Regions from separate parts of the Mus musculus genome. Here region 2 is linked to region 1. The links are chromatin loops, found by intact Hi-C in ENCODE. Cell type or tissue: gastrocnemius. All regions are shown on one strand.

Region 1 (8,000 bases):
CTCAGGAAATAGAGGCAGTGGGGTCTCTGTGAGTTTAAAGACAGCCTGATATATCTAGTGATTTCCAGGCTAGGCAAGGCCACTCAGTCAAACCTTGCCTCAAAAAACAAAAACAAAACCACCCCCCCCCCCAAACAAACAAACACACAAACAAAAAGTCCAAAACCCAAAACCAGAACAGAAAGGTTTTCTTACTCGGTTTACTTTTAAAATTTAGGCTATCAGTTAGACTATAAAAATCATACTATTTAATCTTCAAAACTGTTTGTATTTAAGATTCTTGAAAATTTTGGATCCTGGTCAGAAGGAACTCCAGGAAAACATCTGGGACCTAGAATAGTCCCAGTGAGTTGTAGATGCTGAATAACCATTTAATGAAGGCAATCTTGGGAAAGCTTATTTTAATCTTTAAATAAAAACTAAAATCAACTCTAAGAATGAAGGAGACTAAAAGAACTCATATGCTCAAAAGATTGCTCAACTAGTTAAAAACTTGTGTGTGCATTTTATTCTGTTTTAATTCCTAGGTTCGGTTCTTTCTAAGTATCCCTTTGACTTGTTTATATCAAACTGTTAACAAGATCTGCCAAAGATACAGCATAGTAAAAATATCATTAAAACTAGATCTCGCTTTCATTGTCTCTAGAAATCACCCACCATAGAGTAGTCATATACAGCGGGAAATACATAAAACAAAGGATGTGTGTGCGTGTGCGTGTGCGCGCGCGCGCGCGCGCGTGTGTGTGTGTGTGTGTGTGTATTATAAATCTTGGCTATATTGAACCAAGAGGTCTATTTCTAAGGCAGACTGTCGATTGTCATTTTCCCACAAGGTGTGTAATTTCAGCACACCTTGTGTACCCATACAGGTGATTGCCCTCTGACTTTCAAGTGCACATTCGGCTACTTTAGCATAAGGTTTATCTTTGTTTCTGCCTGTTGTATTGATTTTTTTTCTTACTTTCTGAATTTGCTTGCTAACGAGGCAGTCACAATCTCAAAGCATTCTAGTCTTGATAAACTTATCTCGCACTATTTTGGCCTATGTGATGGCTAACCCATTGACAAAAGAAATCTAAGCTGATAAAAGCCTTTCTCGGCCACTTGTTAGCAGGCCGGGCTGTAAAATCATAACACAATGCTCGCCTCTTTCATGGGGCACCACAAGGCAGCGATCAAACCCATCCCTCCTCACTTCCATATCCAGTGGAGTTGTAGTTTATTACCATAACCCTCCCAAGTCAAAAGGACACCAGTTTCAAGCCTGGCAACTTGGTATAGAGAGGGCTTCCTTCCTGACCCCTACTCTGCTGGGCCTCACTACCTGTCTTCGCCCACTGTCTACAGGTCCCGAACATTAGAAAATAGAAAATGTGATGATCTTTGTGTGTCTCTGTGAAATGTGTGTATGTGTGCGTGTGTTTGGGTGTAACGCGCCTCCTGTTTGGCTGCGCCGCCCGTCCGTCACGGCGCGGGCCAATGGCAGGCTGCCTTATATAAAATGAGTGTTTTCAGTCTCTCCGGGTTGCATGTACTGTATGTGGAGCAGTGTACAGTGGAGCGGAGGCAGCGCGGCTCCGCAAGCTCCTCTCCACTTTCCCATAGAGAGCCCCTGACTGGCCGCTGAGGGCGAGCCACACACACGCCCTCGCGCCGCGGCGAGCCCGCGAGGTAGGCGCCCGCCATCCGCAGCCTTCGCAGGCGCTCTCCCGCACTTTCTGTTTTCCTACTCACTTGCGAGCCGCCGGGGCTGCAGCCCGAGGACTCCGCGGCAGGAGCGGCGGCAGCGGCGGCGGCAGCCGGTAGGGTGGACTTGAGGAAGGCGAGGGGAACCCGCGCGTCCGGAGCCCGAGCCGCCACCGGCCGGCGCCTCGCGGGCCACTTTCCCCTCAGCCAAAACTTTGGGTGGCGAGAGGTCGGGCCGAGGGTCGCGGCGGCCGCGCCGGCGGGCCCGGGCCGGGGGGCGCGCGGCGCTGCCCGGCGAGCGCGAGCTGGGGGCCGGGCTGGGGAGGAGTAGGCCAGCCGGTGCCAGGCTGCGTTTGCAGGCAGCACCTCTCGGCGCCCGGGCAGCGCCGCCCGAGGGGGCACGGAGCCGGGGCGCGGGGTTGAGCCGCCCGAGGAAAACAACAACGGAGCGGTCCCCTCACGCCGGCGGGCGGCTCGTGGCCGCCCCGGGAGCCCCAAACTTCAAGGAGGCGAAAGTACGTGGAGGAGCCCCGGGCAGGGCTCGGCTGCCGGGGGAGGTGGGGCCTGAGGAGCCCGGGGCAGGGGTGGAAGGTACGGGAAGGCTGCCCTCGGTGGGTCGGGGCTACATTTGGTGTGTGTGCGACGGTGACCGGGACCGGCAGCCCGGTTGCTCGTTCATCTGCAGAGTTAGGATTTGGGTGTTCCGGCCCCGAGATCGGTGTCCCCCTCACCCCCCACCCCCAGCCAAATGCGCGGCGAGTGGAGAAAGTGCTGTTCCAGTGCCAGAGTAGCCTGGAGGAAGAACAGGGGAGAGGGGAAGAAGGCGAAGAAGGCGAGAGAGGGAGAGGAGGGGAGGGGAGGGAAAGGGGAGAGGGAGGGGAAGAGAGAGAGAGAGAGAGAGAGAGAGAGAGAGAGAGAGAGAGAGAGAGAGAGAGAGAGAGAGAGAGAAACGGGAGGGAAGAGAGGAGGGGGGAGAGGACGAGGGAGGCTGTGTCAGGATTTTGCTTGAATGTGGGATTATGTTGTGTCAATAAGTTTAAGGTGGAGAGAGCGAGGCTGGGGGTGGTGGCGGTGGAGGGGAGGAGGAAGGCCTTGGCTGGTTAAAGACTCATTCTGAAGGTAAGTTATGGCATTGCACGGTCGCGATGACAGAAAACTTGCAGATCCTTTATCCGGGGATGGGGTCGATGCCTCTAGAAAGAGCTCCCCAACCCTCGGAAGCCACGCTCGTGTTACACTGTTATTTTCTGCGATCCGGGTCGCTAGTAAATTACAGAAATCAGACTGGAGGCTTCTTTCCCTCCTCCACCTCGAATCGCTCGCTCACCCTCAGAAATGTATTATTATTATTATTATTTTAAAATTTATTTTGGGGAGATCGCATGAAACTTAACGTAACTGAGACCGAACCGGATTCTTGTAATTTACAAGGACCCCGAATCCAGGAATCTGGAACACGTTTATGTGTGAAATACCCGCGATCATTTCTGCTAAATGAGGAAGGTAAAACGAAACGATGCAAAAAGCTAAGACACAACATGTACGACAGAGGAGGGGGGGGGGAGAGGGAGAGACACAGAGACAAGCTATTTTTTGCTTTCCTTTCTACAGAAAGGAAAATAAAGCGTGCATTCCCCTTCCTTCCCAGTGTGTAGGGTCTAGTCAATATTTTAACTGTCTGAGGACAAATTAGCCCAGGTGGATCTTGTTGAAAAGTTTCTCGAGGTGGGGTGGAGGTGGGGGGGGGAGGTAGCTGGAGGGGGAGGTGGGTGGAGGTGGTGGGGGATGGGGACCGAGCTAGCTCTGCCTCGGCTAATGGTCATTGGCCTGGGGCTTTGAAACCATTGCCTGTCCTGCTAATGACACGTCCAGTTCTCGTCTACCGGCCGTGGACGCCGGGCTGCTGTTCCTGGGGCTGGCTGGCGGGGACTGGGGTACTTTCCCTGCACGAGGAGGGGCGCTCTCGGCCATCCCTTGGGGCTGCCCACTCGCGGCGTGGGTTCCCCACGCGCGTCCTCTCCCCTGCGCGCCGCCGCCACCTCTGCTCGCGCGACTTTTGTAGCCAGTCTACGGCCAGGGGGCGCGGGGGTCCCCGCAGCGGACATCTCCGGGCGGCCACCCGGCACCCGGCCCCACGCGCGCCACGCCGCGCGGTCCAAGGCTGGAATGGCAGCGCGGGGCCGGGCGGCGGCGGTGCCTCCCTGGGGGGCGGCAGAGGCAGCGGCGGCGGGATCTTCGCCGGGGCCCGCGGGAGGAGGAGGAGGAGGAGGAACGGGAGGAGGAGGAACGGGAGAAGGAGGAGGGGAAGGAGGAGGAAGAGGAGGCGAAGGAGGCGTTTTTTCCCCCCAGACCGCCGCCAGTTCGAGCGGGCACGGGCACAGGGACACCCCACTCGTTGCTCCTACGTTCTGGAAAGGTGTTTAGAAGACTTTTACGCCCGGAGTGTAGGGTTTGCACTTCATTTTTTTCCTTCCCCCTCTTCCCCAAAGCAAGATGGACTCTATTGCCTTTCTCTTTCTCCCTCTACCTCTGCCTCTGTCTTGTCAGCCTTAAAGATCGACATTTTGTACTAAGATGCAAAGTTGATGGTGACCAGCAACAAAGCCTGGGTGGGCTCCCGGGATCCCTCCCTCTCTCCTTCTCCCTCGGCGTTTCCTAGCCTCCCCCACCCCGACCTCGCCGACCTGGTGGCCTGAGCTTGCTGTCGTGGGCTGTGGAGAATTTGTTTCCCCAGGTCGACTCCGATCTCCGTCTCAGAATTGTGACCCAGCCAGGCTGTTGGGAGCTGGCTGTGGCCGCCCAGGTCTGCAGCGCTGAGGGCTGCGATACCTGGACCCGCTGCTACGGTTGCTCCTCCAGGCTGCCTGGCTCTTGGGCAGAGGGAGGCACGGAGTGCCTATCGATCTTTACCGATTTGGTTACCGGTGTATTTGCCCAGGGGGTGGTGATCACTTGTGCAAGTTGATGAATGATCGTGGTGTGGGCTTTGCTGTTCAGAACAGATCAACTTTCTGCTTTGTACAGACAGAGTAGGAAGCAAGGTTCTGGGCAGACCCAGGAATGCCAGCTGGGCTGCCCCCACCCCCTTTGAATAATCAAAGATGCTTTCCCTTACTGCCCTTGCTGCTCTTTCGTGGAGGAGGGTGGAGACAGGCAAGGGGTTGGTATGGAGCTGTGCCCTTCCCTCATTGAACTCTTGGAAAGCCTTCCCATTCTGATGATGTGCTTTTATTTGCTACCTATAGGTCACTATCGTCTGACAAAGGCTTTGCTGCAGTTCATCTTCCTTCCTGTGTGCCTCCCATTTACCTTCCAGGGTAAGTATGCACACTCCTGAGAGAGGGAACTGGGTGTCTCTTGGTAGTGACAGAAGGGTCATTATTAGATGCGTAGTGGGGTCATGTGGGGTTATAATTCTCTACCCCGCAGTTGTCTCACTGAGTTTCTCTCACAGCCAAACTCAGGATTTTTAGTCTTTCCAGTTCACCTGCAGGTTATTGACAGCGAAAGTTAGTTGAAATGTTTGTTTCTTGTTTACCTGCAAGTGCCACTTGAAAACTAATTATCAAATAGACAATTTAGTTGGTCGAAGTTTTATACAGAGTTGAAGGCCTAATAAATTCTCCAGACACTAATGTAGAAGCTTGTAATGTATGAATGGACTTAATAAAAACCCAAAAAAGCACCACAGTGGGGACTTCTCTAATTAATTATGTGATGTGTTTTCTTCCAGATTCCCATCTTCTCTGTTACTTTTGGGTTGGGGAAGGTTGTATTTAGGTGGTACAGTAAGCCTTTTATTTAATGTACAAGTCTGATTCAAATTTGGTCCTAACTTCCACAAAGATTTATGCAATTGGAGAAATTTGGTACATAAACATCTATTCTGAGATTTATCGTTAACTGCCATTTTCAAATATACGCTTCCCAAATCTCCGAAATGGAAAAATCTGCAAAACATATCTGGGATAGTTAGTGTCTGCAAAGTTTGTGAGAGATAACCGCGTAGTGAAAACAGTGTTTGAACAGCATTTAAGAGCAACACGGTGTTTGGAAACTACAGAAAACTAATTAGCAAGTCTGCCTCTCTTCTGTCAAGGCATATGGAATTGCCGATGGCCTAAGAAAGCTAGCTGTACTGACTTTTATAAATCAACTGTGGTGCTTTATGATAGTACCATAGTGATTTAGAAATTATGCTTTGTGAATAAAAATGAGTTGTAATTCAGTTCTTCATGAAAGAAAACTTAGGATCCTTGCCTTTCTTGTTTCCTGATTGGCTGGGTGGGATAATGTATATATTAAAATGTGTTCTTGCTAAAGGGATTAAATTTGAAGACCAGGCCTTTGTGGTAGTCCATAGCCAGTAACAAATATGCTTGGATATTACTGGGTGTTTAGGTAATCTAAACTTTGTGGGATTATTTTTTGAGTAGTATATTACACCAGTCCTCACAGGTATTTCTTTCAGTCAGCAATCCTATAATGTCACATATATCATGGACTAACTGGAGTGGTTTTAATAGGATTATTTTGAAGGTGAATTTATAGTATGTACCACAATATGCGGATTCAATTCAGTATTGCTGATTTTTTTAAGTTTTTTTCTCATTATGGGAATAGATTGAGAATACATTACTGCTTTTTAGAGAGCACCCCACTTACACACAAAGCTAATTGTATACACTGTGGTGAGCAGTTAATGTTACTTTTCCCTCTGGAAATGTATTTGACCAATTCAGAAACTTAATATGAGAATCAATACCACAATAAAAGCAATCTGATCAGCTCTTGTACTTCGTGGAGATAGCAAATGCCTCCTTCATTAAAACAGTGTTTTCCAGAACTATCTTTGAAGTCAGTTCAGTTATTGTGATAATGTACAACTTGCAATGGGATTTTCAAAAGTCACCTTGTCATGAATTGCCAGTTCTTCGCATCCATAGTGTGTTTACCGGATGTGAGTCTTCACTTATCAAAGAAAGAGTTTAAAGAGGTTTCTGCTTCTGCATCATCAAGAGTTTCTAAATTTTTCTTATTCTGCATATCTTTATTAAATTCTGACACTGAAGCCTTAATTTGCATTTCACATAAAACAACAGCTATTAAAAGGGTGGCTTATCTGTGTTGTTTCATGGTGCCACATCTTTGGAATACTGGGGTGGATTGAGTAAATCTCCATTATAGACTTAGGTATCTAGGAAGTTTTACAATTTTGAGACTTAATAAATCCATCTTTATCTTAGAATCTGATTAAAAAAGTGTTAGATTTATGAGTTAATGAGATAGCTTTGTTTTTAATATAGAAGGAACAATGAGCCTGAAAATAATGTTATTTGGCAGCTAAACTAATAATAAAACTACATTTTCGGTAAAATTGCAAACAATTTCCAGTTATTATTTTCCTTAGTTCATAAAGATCATAGGTAACAGCCAGGTCCACATCTTTAAATGAGCCTTGATGTGGTTATCAATTTTATGTTAGAAACCTTTATTTGAAGTAATGAAGAGTTCCTGGCATTACCTTACAAAAACAACAAATAACTTTTGGGGGAGTGTCACAACAGGCATGCCTAATTTTGCTGTACTAAAAGAAATGCCCACTCTCTTCTTAGTAAGTCACAAAAGTGCTGACTGTGTTTCCAGTTGTGGTAATTAAATTAGTTTAGATGCTTAATTTTGATATACTGCACCATCAGCACCGTAGAGTATCAGCGAGTAAAGTGGTAAGCAGGTACTTTGATGTCCACTTCATTTGTTAATAACTTATCACCAACGGCAGCTGTTAGGATAGACTTGTTTGGCCTGGTACCTCTCCTGGGCTTGTCATCGGATGTGCCGTCTATATTTTTGAGTCACATATGCGCAAAGTTTGAGTGTGGTGTCAGCCAGTATGCGTGGTTGGTCATTTCAATATCTTAAAGATTGCCATTCCTTGGAACACTAGTACATTCGTGATGCAGCATCTTAAAGCTGTCCAGATTTACCTAGAAAATCCTTGTTAATGGGATCCTTCTCATTTTTTTTCCTTTCAAAGAAAAAAAATATGGTAAGTATTGAAATAAGTGCCAGGTAAACAAGAGCACGCTTAGGAAGGCAACCCAGTAAGGAATTCTCTCTAACAGTGTAAGGAGAGGGTGAGAAAACGAGGGAAAGACATAACAGATGAAATTTTGACGTAGCCGCCAGAATACATAGTTAAATTATACCAGTCAGTTTGAGGGGCGAGGTAGTGAAATAACTCCACAGGATGAGGAGGTTGGATTAAAAAAAAACAAATGAAAGCCATTAAGAGTGAGAAAACCTAAAATAAT
Region 2 (8,000 bases), 65 kb after region 1:
AGATACCCTGATACTTGGAAGGTGTGAATGCTTCTCGTCATGTTTGCACCATTATCAATGATAGTTAGTTAAAATGGCCACTTACCCTCCTTCACAGGCACACACACAGACACACAGACACAGACACACACAGACACACACAGACACACACAGACACACAGACACACACACACACACACACACACACACACACACACGGTCAGATAGCAGTTATTAAGTAGGCAGGATTATCTATCATATTTGTTGGCTTGGCCAGCTTTCCTTTTGTTCTCTTAGGTATCTTATATAATTTGGTATTAAGTTCCGCTTTCTCTCCCGGCATCGAATTCTTGGTAGCAAACCTTGATTTAGTTCCTCCGCTCTGCTGCTTATTGTTTTTCTTCTAGGGACCAGACTTGTTTTTCATTTCTCTGAAGCCATTACTCTCGTCATTCTCCGTCCAAGAATGTGCCCTTTATGGTATTACTGGGGTGCTTCTTAGACCTAAGGTCTTCAAGGTAACTACAGAAAAGCTAGATGATAGAGATCAGATGCAGATGGTGACGATGATGATGGTGAGTCCAAAGGGATTGGTATGTTGTGATTATTTCCAGAGCCCGTAGTTTTGACTGGGAGTTTCATAGTCACGTTACTTAGCATTGGTGTAATCTTTTTCGTGTGATACTGTGGCCTAGGCGAGTTGGACACTGTCTTGAACATTGACTTTCTTTATTGATAAAAGAAGAATAGAAAATCATAATCCTATATAATAGAATTATTGGAGATACCAAATGTTACAATATACGACGATGATGACGTAGAAAACTTGTACTGGTAATTGTGATGGTTTACTAAGAATAGCCTGTCCTTGATCCCTTGCAAGCGCTATTTATTCTTGTTTGTGGATGAGGTCATTGAAGTTTGAGAAAATTATATAAGTTGCCCGCAGGTCAGTTTCCTGGATTCAAATCCAGATCTGTGTAAGAATGGAATGTTTGCTCTTGACTAAAGCAAGATGCCTCACTGAGGCGCATGTGGGCAGGACTCTTGCTCGCTGTTTTAGTGGAGCCAGGGTTGATACTCAAGGACTCTGCTGACCTGCCTGCAGGCTCGCATTCGAGTTCTAGTACTCATCTTCTGATTTGTAATCCAGAGCAATTCTCTTAAGTATATTCGAGGCTTAGATTTGTAGTCAGTACCTGGAAATGATGATTATAGAGTATAATAATATATATTATTATATAATATATATTATAATAATATATTATAGAGTATATATTATATATAATATATATAATACATTATAGAGTATTATAATAGTAGTAGATATATAATAATTCATGAGAATAGAGGGCTTAACTTACAATACAGATGCTTAGAACAGAAAATACAACTTTTAAGGACTCTGTCTTCCAGTTGATGTTCCTTGAATTTTACGTGTTATTTCTTAAAATTCAAAGACTTACTTGGTGCTTCCCTTTATTTTTGAAAAAGTTTGAGGGCTGGGGCTGAGCTAGGAGCTTGGAAACCTCAAGTCCCAGAAGGAACAATAAGGAGAACATTAGTGAGTAGATGGTTAATAAAAGTAATAAGGATTTGTATGAATGATTGGGATGGGAATGGGTTCTACATTAAAATAAACAGCATCGTGGATTTAAAATATATTGTGCTTTCCTGAGAAACAGTCCTAGCAGAGCAGGTTGAGGCATGGCTGGAACATGTATAGTAAATATACATTGTAATGTATAACATCGTGAACATTGTTCAGCAGTTGGTATCCTTGATTTGGAACCTGTAGAACCTCTGGAAATAACTGCCACAAGCTTGATGTGTTCTGTGACTGTCACATTATTTAATCTGTGTTTATTAGGATTGAAGAGGTCTCTCTCACTTTTGGCTGACTTTCACACCTACCGCAGTTAGAATGGGAGGAGGGTTCATGCAGGAGGCATTCAGTGATTAGCAGTGATAGGAGGAGCCTGACCCAAAGGGGAAAAGCCTGGTGCTGTGTACAGTTGTGCCCATGGGCTCACCTTGTTTTGTGAGATTGTTTAAGAAGTTATCAACTTCTCTTTAGAGTGAAGACTGTTAGAGGTCTGTTCCAGCCCCCGTCTCTGGAGTTTGCAGTGTAAGCAGGAACTCAGGAGCCAGGGAGTAAGGCAGGCTGCTGCCTGGAGTTCCACTTTCCTCAGCCTCCTGGTAGAAATGCAGAGTTCCTCAAAAGGAGCGCCTGCTTTGGGGGACATGAATACTCAGCAGGATTGGTGCTACTGATAATTGCCCGGGAAACACCAGGGAAGGTTAAACTATGGTGATGAAAGCAAGTCTCCTATTTTGGAAAAAAACTTTTATGCAGTTTAGTTTAAAGTTAGGAAACAAGTACAGTATTCAACCCGAGAACTTAGTCACTCCAGTGGCTCATCTAAAGGTCTAACGTGATGTGTTTGTTCCTGTTTTTGTTTGCCCCGTTGTTGTTCATTCTTGAGATTAGGAAGAAGGGATAGACCAAACTGATGTTCATCATTGTTCTGGTAAAAGAGTTTGGAAAATAGAGTCATTCTTTCAAGAAATCCATAAGTTTGAATTTCTTGTTGATGGTATATTTGCTTTTGTACTATAAATATTGGATATCTCAGTAAGATGAGTTCTTTCCTGCTTAAATATATTTATTTTAGTCAAACACTATAGCTTAGTTTTTTTTAACCTTATCCATTTACTAACTATCCCTTAGTCATTGAAATCTTACAGTTTATTTTTGTGCTTGAACTCTTTATTGTATTTTTCTCACTGGATCTTACCTTACTATTACTATGACTTAAAATGTATTGAGGAACACTTCATTATACTTCTGTGATAAAATTTTTAATTTTATAAGACCATATGGCTCTTGTTTAAAAACCTATTAAGGTGATCATAATGGTATGCATTAAATCAAGAATTTTAAAAATATTAGAAGTGAATACATTAATTAAGATGTATTTTTAATGAAATACATTATTAGCATTTTTAAATAATTGATGGATTCACTTATTCAATTCAAGAGTAATATTCATCTCCATTCCTTCTAATGTATACAATGTGGGATTTTGTTTATATAGATAAAAGAAGAGAATGAGAATATTTGAGGGAAAATTTGTGAGCTATGTTCATGAGCATAGTGATCCATCAGTTAAAAATATCTTTAACGATTTATCAGCGGATGATTCAATTGATTGTCCTCCAATTTTAAGTTACGAGCTGGCAAAGCTACTCGGGTTGCAGAATGAGCAGTTTAGGGCCATTCATGGCCCACTGGCAATACTAATTGTCCCCTGTGTCCTGTCAGGAGGTTGGGCGATTTCCCCCACTCTCCTCACAGTTAAGGTTTTTTGGATGGGAGATGTGTGCTCTAATTGTGTAAATGGGAGAAGAGTGTGGCTGGAGTTGGGGAAGGTAGGTTGTAGGAGCGATGGTCAGCCAGCTTTAGGGAAGGCGGATTCTTATTCAGAGTGGTCTAGGAGGCCTTGTCATAGCTTTGGAAGTCAAGTACTGGCAGGAGTTTACATATTCCCTTTTGAAGGCTAGTGACCATGCGCTATGGACTCTTAATTAAAAACAACACATTATCTATCTATAACTCATCCATCATCTGTAACTATTTATACTTTACCTAATTTTTGGTGTGTCCTTTAAATTTGAACAACAGTGCTGACTGGCCCAGGTAAATAATAAATGTTGTCTTAGGGTGGTGTCATGGCTCTTGGTTGCTTCCATGCATTTGTTTAAAGTTGTCCTTTCTTGAGCATGTCTTCAGAATCCTAATCCTGTATAAATTTCCAACATCAGGATTAACTTGATGTTCACTCTGTCTGTTCCTCCAGTATATATCTTGTTCACATGGCTATCACCTTGAAAAACATATTTTAAGCAGCTTAATATAAGGAATTATTTGTAACTGTGTAAGAAAACAGCCAGAGATTATATTTTGGTTCCTGCCCTGTTGGGGTGGGGGGACCAATTCATAAATTCCCATCGTTAGAGATCCTTCCTTCTGTTCATACAAGGAAGGAAACCATAGGTTAAGCCAGTAGGCCCCAGGTTAGAGGTGGTATGAGGAATGTAGACCTGTGAGTCTCCTGACGCCACTATTGCATGCTGTGCTACCTCATATCTGCTGCCTTTGGCTAAATTGCATTCCTTACCCTGGTCTTGCTTAATATCCTTTATCCTGTGGACTGCCTAGCTTTGGGCTACTCAGCATTATTTTTTAAATAGAAAAGCATTTACTTTTTCTTCAAGGAGTTTCCTAAAACAAAACAAAACAGAATACTCCCTGTTCTCTGCTGAATACTTTCTGCCACCCTATAGCCCAGAGCTGGGAAAGGCTAGGGGCCTTAAGCTCCTGGGCTGCGGTGGGAGGGAGAGGGGGAGGGGATAGTCACAGGTCAGAGTGGAGGTGGATTGGTAGAGCTGGGGCTGGTGGGAGTGGGAAACTTACATCATTTCCCTGCAACTGGAGGCCCTACTTTTCCCTGTGTAATAATTCACTAGATTGACAGAGATTCGCAAAAGAAAGAAAAGGAACGGCAGGCCTGATGCTCCTGTTCATAAATCCGTGCTATTAGATGAAACTGTCAATAACTAACTAGAAGCCGCCAGGACTGTCTGCTGCGCGCTCTCTCCTCAGCTCAGTTCCTTTCTGCTCCGCCCCATCCCTGCTTTCTCTGCTGTTCAGATCAGCTTCCTGCTTCTCTGAAAGCTGTTCTTTAGAGCTGGTCTGCCTTCACCGAAAGCATTATATTTGAAAGACTAAGGCAGGTTTTCTGAAAGTACTGTTGATTTGGTTTTCTTTGGGGGGGTGGAGAGCGAGGAAAAGACTTCTTAGAAAAGAAAGAGGCAGGCTGAAAAAAGCAAAACCATCATGAATTGTGTTGTCACATCGTGCCGGTGTCACAACCAGCTCAGTAGACTGCTGCACTGAAAACATTTCTGTGAGAGGTATGTGCTTGGAGAACGAAAGGTGACTGACTGTTGGCTGCGGAGAGAACTGCCCGTCCAGCAGCTGTTCAGAGAGCTGTACAATCGTAATTCTTCCGTTTTGATATGGAGAGGGCAATCATTACTCGAAACCTAGTGCAGTTAACTAGCTTAATTGTTAAAAAATAATTGTTGAGCCTGTGTGTTCTGTCCCCCGCGTCAGAACCCCCACAGCCCCAGCCTGCCTGGGTCTAGTGAAATCCAAGGTGTTATTCCAGACTCTTTTGGTGGCGATTGTCAGTAAACAAGATGATGGTCTTTAATACCTGTCTCATTATTTATGAACCACATGACAAAGATTAATGAGAGAGACTTCGAGTGGCCTGGAAGAAGCCTCAGTCTCATTAGGCGCTTTCCGAGCTGGCAGATGGCAGAGGTAAAGGAAATGGTTGGTGCTTTACCATAATCTGAAGTGGGAGCTTTAAAGTTTAGAGGGCGTAGTACATGGTGATGGAAAAATCTGGAGGAGTCACTAAAACCCAGAAGCCTAGCCCTTGACCAGTGATGCTTGCCCAGAACGTTTTGAATACACATGGCTGTGTCTTTTCCAGGGCGATCATAATGTTTTTATTCAGTAGTCAGGGACAAAGATTATGAATAACAATATAACCATTACTGAAGGAACTGTGGGGCATTTTACTAAAAGCCAGGATATTCTATTACAGAAAAGTTTGGACAAAAACAAAAATAGGAAATAGATAATTTATTTCATTCATGAATGGATAAGCTACTAGTGGCAGAGACCATAAAAATTATGAAGTATTTTATGCTTGGTTTTAATTATTTTTTTTTGTTCTGAAAGAAACGAGAATTCTTGAATGTTGGCATTTTTTTCAGTTAGTAACATTTTTAAATTAGATTACAGTTATTGCCGAATGATGGTGTGCATACTCTTGTACACCATTAGCACAGAAATCTTGAAAAGTATTGTCATGAATAGATAGATGCTAAGTATCAGAACCCAAACTTAAGTTCTATCGTTTAGGAGATTTTTCTTTCCTTTAAAGGAGATTTAACTTCTCAAATATTTACAAAGAGCAAATCTTCATGGTCCTAGAAGATAATACTGGATTTGGCAAGCTAAATTTGTAAAAAGGCTGTGGAGCTCTGAGTTGTTAATAAGTGGTTGGAAAGTTGTGGCTCGGTTCTTATCACCACAGAAGAATGTGAATGGAAGGTTCTAGCTCAGAAAAGTGCAGGAGGTGAATCTAATGCAGATTTCCATGGAGGAGGCATATTTACTGTGGTCATTTTATATACATCTGCATGTTAGAAACCCAAGCAGAGTTTTTATCGCCTGCTATCACCTATTCTTTTCTCCTATAGGTTCTCATTTAATTGATTGGGGTGGAGCCAGTGTATTGATAGTTTTGAAATCATTTCCTCTTATTTTTAATGTAGTCAGAGTTTTTAAACAGTCACATCACCTAGACATCCAGGTTTTGAATCATTTTGGATGTTGTCCTTGTAATCACCAGGTCTGCTTTGGCATGTGTCCTCTCAGGTGAACTCTGTCCCACACAGCCCGTCAGATACTCAACAGTGTTTCCTTCCTAAGACCTAACCTCTTTAGGCTAGACGTTTCTAGCTCCGGCAGTCTTTAGAATTTCGTCATCATTTTGATGACTTGGTTTCTTGGAATTGGGCTTATATGTCACTATCACTCTTAGATAGATAGAATTGAAGGTCTAGGACTGAAGCTATGTGGTGCCTAGCACAGGATGCAGAGAATGTAGAGGTAGACCAGTGTATAGCCGCTAGTTCTAAAACTTTGGGTATTTAGTGGTTAAGTTGACCTTGACACTTTTGACTGCATGAAGGCAGCTAAGGCTCTTAGTTCCTTTTCACATGATTAAATTAGTCCTCTTCTACTCCGTGCTTGTTGGTTTTCTTTTCCATTGTAGTTTTAGGATTTACAACTATGAAACAAAGTGGAAAAACCCCAGTGGATTAGATATTCTACACATAAAGAGTAACATAACTGCACTCAGTGTCAGATTTTTTTTTCTTTTGTTGAGTGTGCATTTTTGTTGTTTGTTTGTTTGTTTATGAGATAGGGTCAAACTCAGCTTGTTGATCCTCCTGCCCCATCCTCCCAGGTGGTCCTGGGATTACACATGTGTATCACCACTCCTACATAGAGCAGCAGTTTTTAAAGAATGATCTGTGGATTCATTTTGGCTTAGAGTTTATCTTGTTCTTTCAGCCCATCTCTCCAGTGATTCTTTCAATTCATTACTCAACGCTTGCAATTCATAGTTAAGAATCCATTTGACTTAACAACTTGTCACAATGTTCACATTAAGTATTTCATCAAATGTGTATCTAGAAATAGATTTATTCTATCCAGAACATTCTACTGGACTATTGGCTTAACATGAAATATCAAAAGGAAATGCCTTTATCATAACACCTTCTTGAAATTTTTTATTTCATTTCTCTCTCTCTCTCTCTCTCTGTGTGTGTGTGTGTATGTCTGTCTGTGTACACACTTGCTATGGCTTGTGTGTATACATCAGAGGATGACTTTTGTCAGTTAGTTCTTTCCTTCCACCATGTTGATCCCTCAGTCAAACTCAGGTCCCTGGTCTTAGAAGCAGGCACCTTTACCCTGTGAACTATCTCACTGCCTCTGTAAAGCACACTTGATGAAAATAAGGAACCGTTTTGTCAAAGAACAGGTGACTTATGTAAGGTCACGCTGTTGGGCTGTTGGCCTCTGCAGAGCCAGCTCGCTGCACCCTGCAGTGTTCCTTCCTAGTGTGCAGCCCCAGTGCCAGTGCAGCTCACCAGGGTCGAATGGCAGGGAAACCTGAAAGGAGGCAGGAAGTTTCGCTGCATTGGTTCTTCACTTTCTTGTTTCCGGATACTAATATTTAACCCCAGAACATAGTAGTGTGTGATCCACTCATGGATTTGCTTTTCACTTACTATTCTGTCCAAAACAAAAATGAGAGAAATAATTGACATTGCTAAGTTAACTGCAGAGAATAGTTTTCTTGGAA

Evidence for each region. Peaks named below come from ENCODE experiments on the same cell type or tissue, not always from the same donor. Only the 100,000 strongest peaks of a DNase experiment are listed, where the experiment ranks them.
Region 2: it touches region 1 in a loop (2.6-fold over the local background); 3 of 42 quality-filtered maps call a loop at or near these places.

The regions. Positions count from the first base shown.
Region 1 is chr16:50,425,913-50,433,912 of GRCm38, reverse strand. It overlaps Bbx (bobby sox HMG box containing), which reads left to right and starts at 1,524. Exons shown (of 17, transcript NM_027444.3): 1 at 1,524-1,671; 2 at 4,932-5,003. In gastrocnemius, no CTCF peak of the experiment used is centred here; DNase peaks (open chromatin) are centred at 2,734, 3,628, 3,810, 4,512 and 3 more places; H3K4me3 peaks cover 3,933 bases; H3K27ac peaks cover 3,612 bases.
Region 2 is chr16:50,360,977-50,368,976 of GRCm38, reverse strand. All of the region lies in intron 2 of Bbx (bobby sox HMG box containing), which reads left to right. Among named protein-coding and RNA genes, the nearest start is that of Bbx, 67 kb to the left of the region's middle. In gastrocnemius, no CTCF peak of the experiment used is centred here; DNase peaks (open chromatin) are centred at 4,396 and 4,640; H3K4me3 peaks cover 1,427 bases; H3K27ac peaks cover 1,488 bases.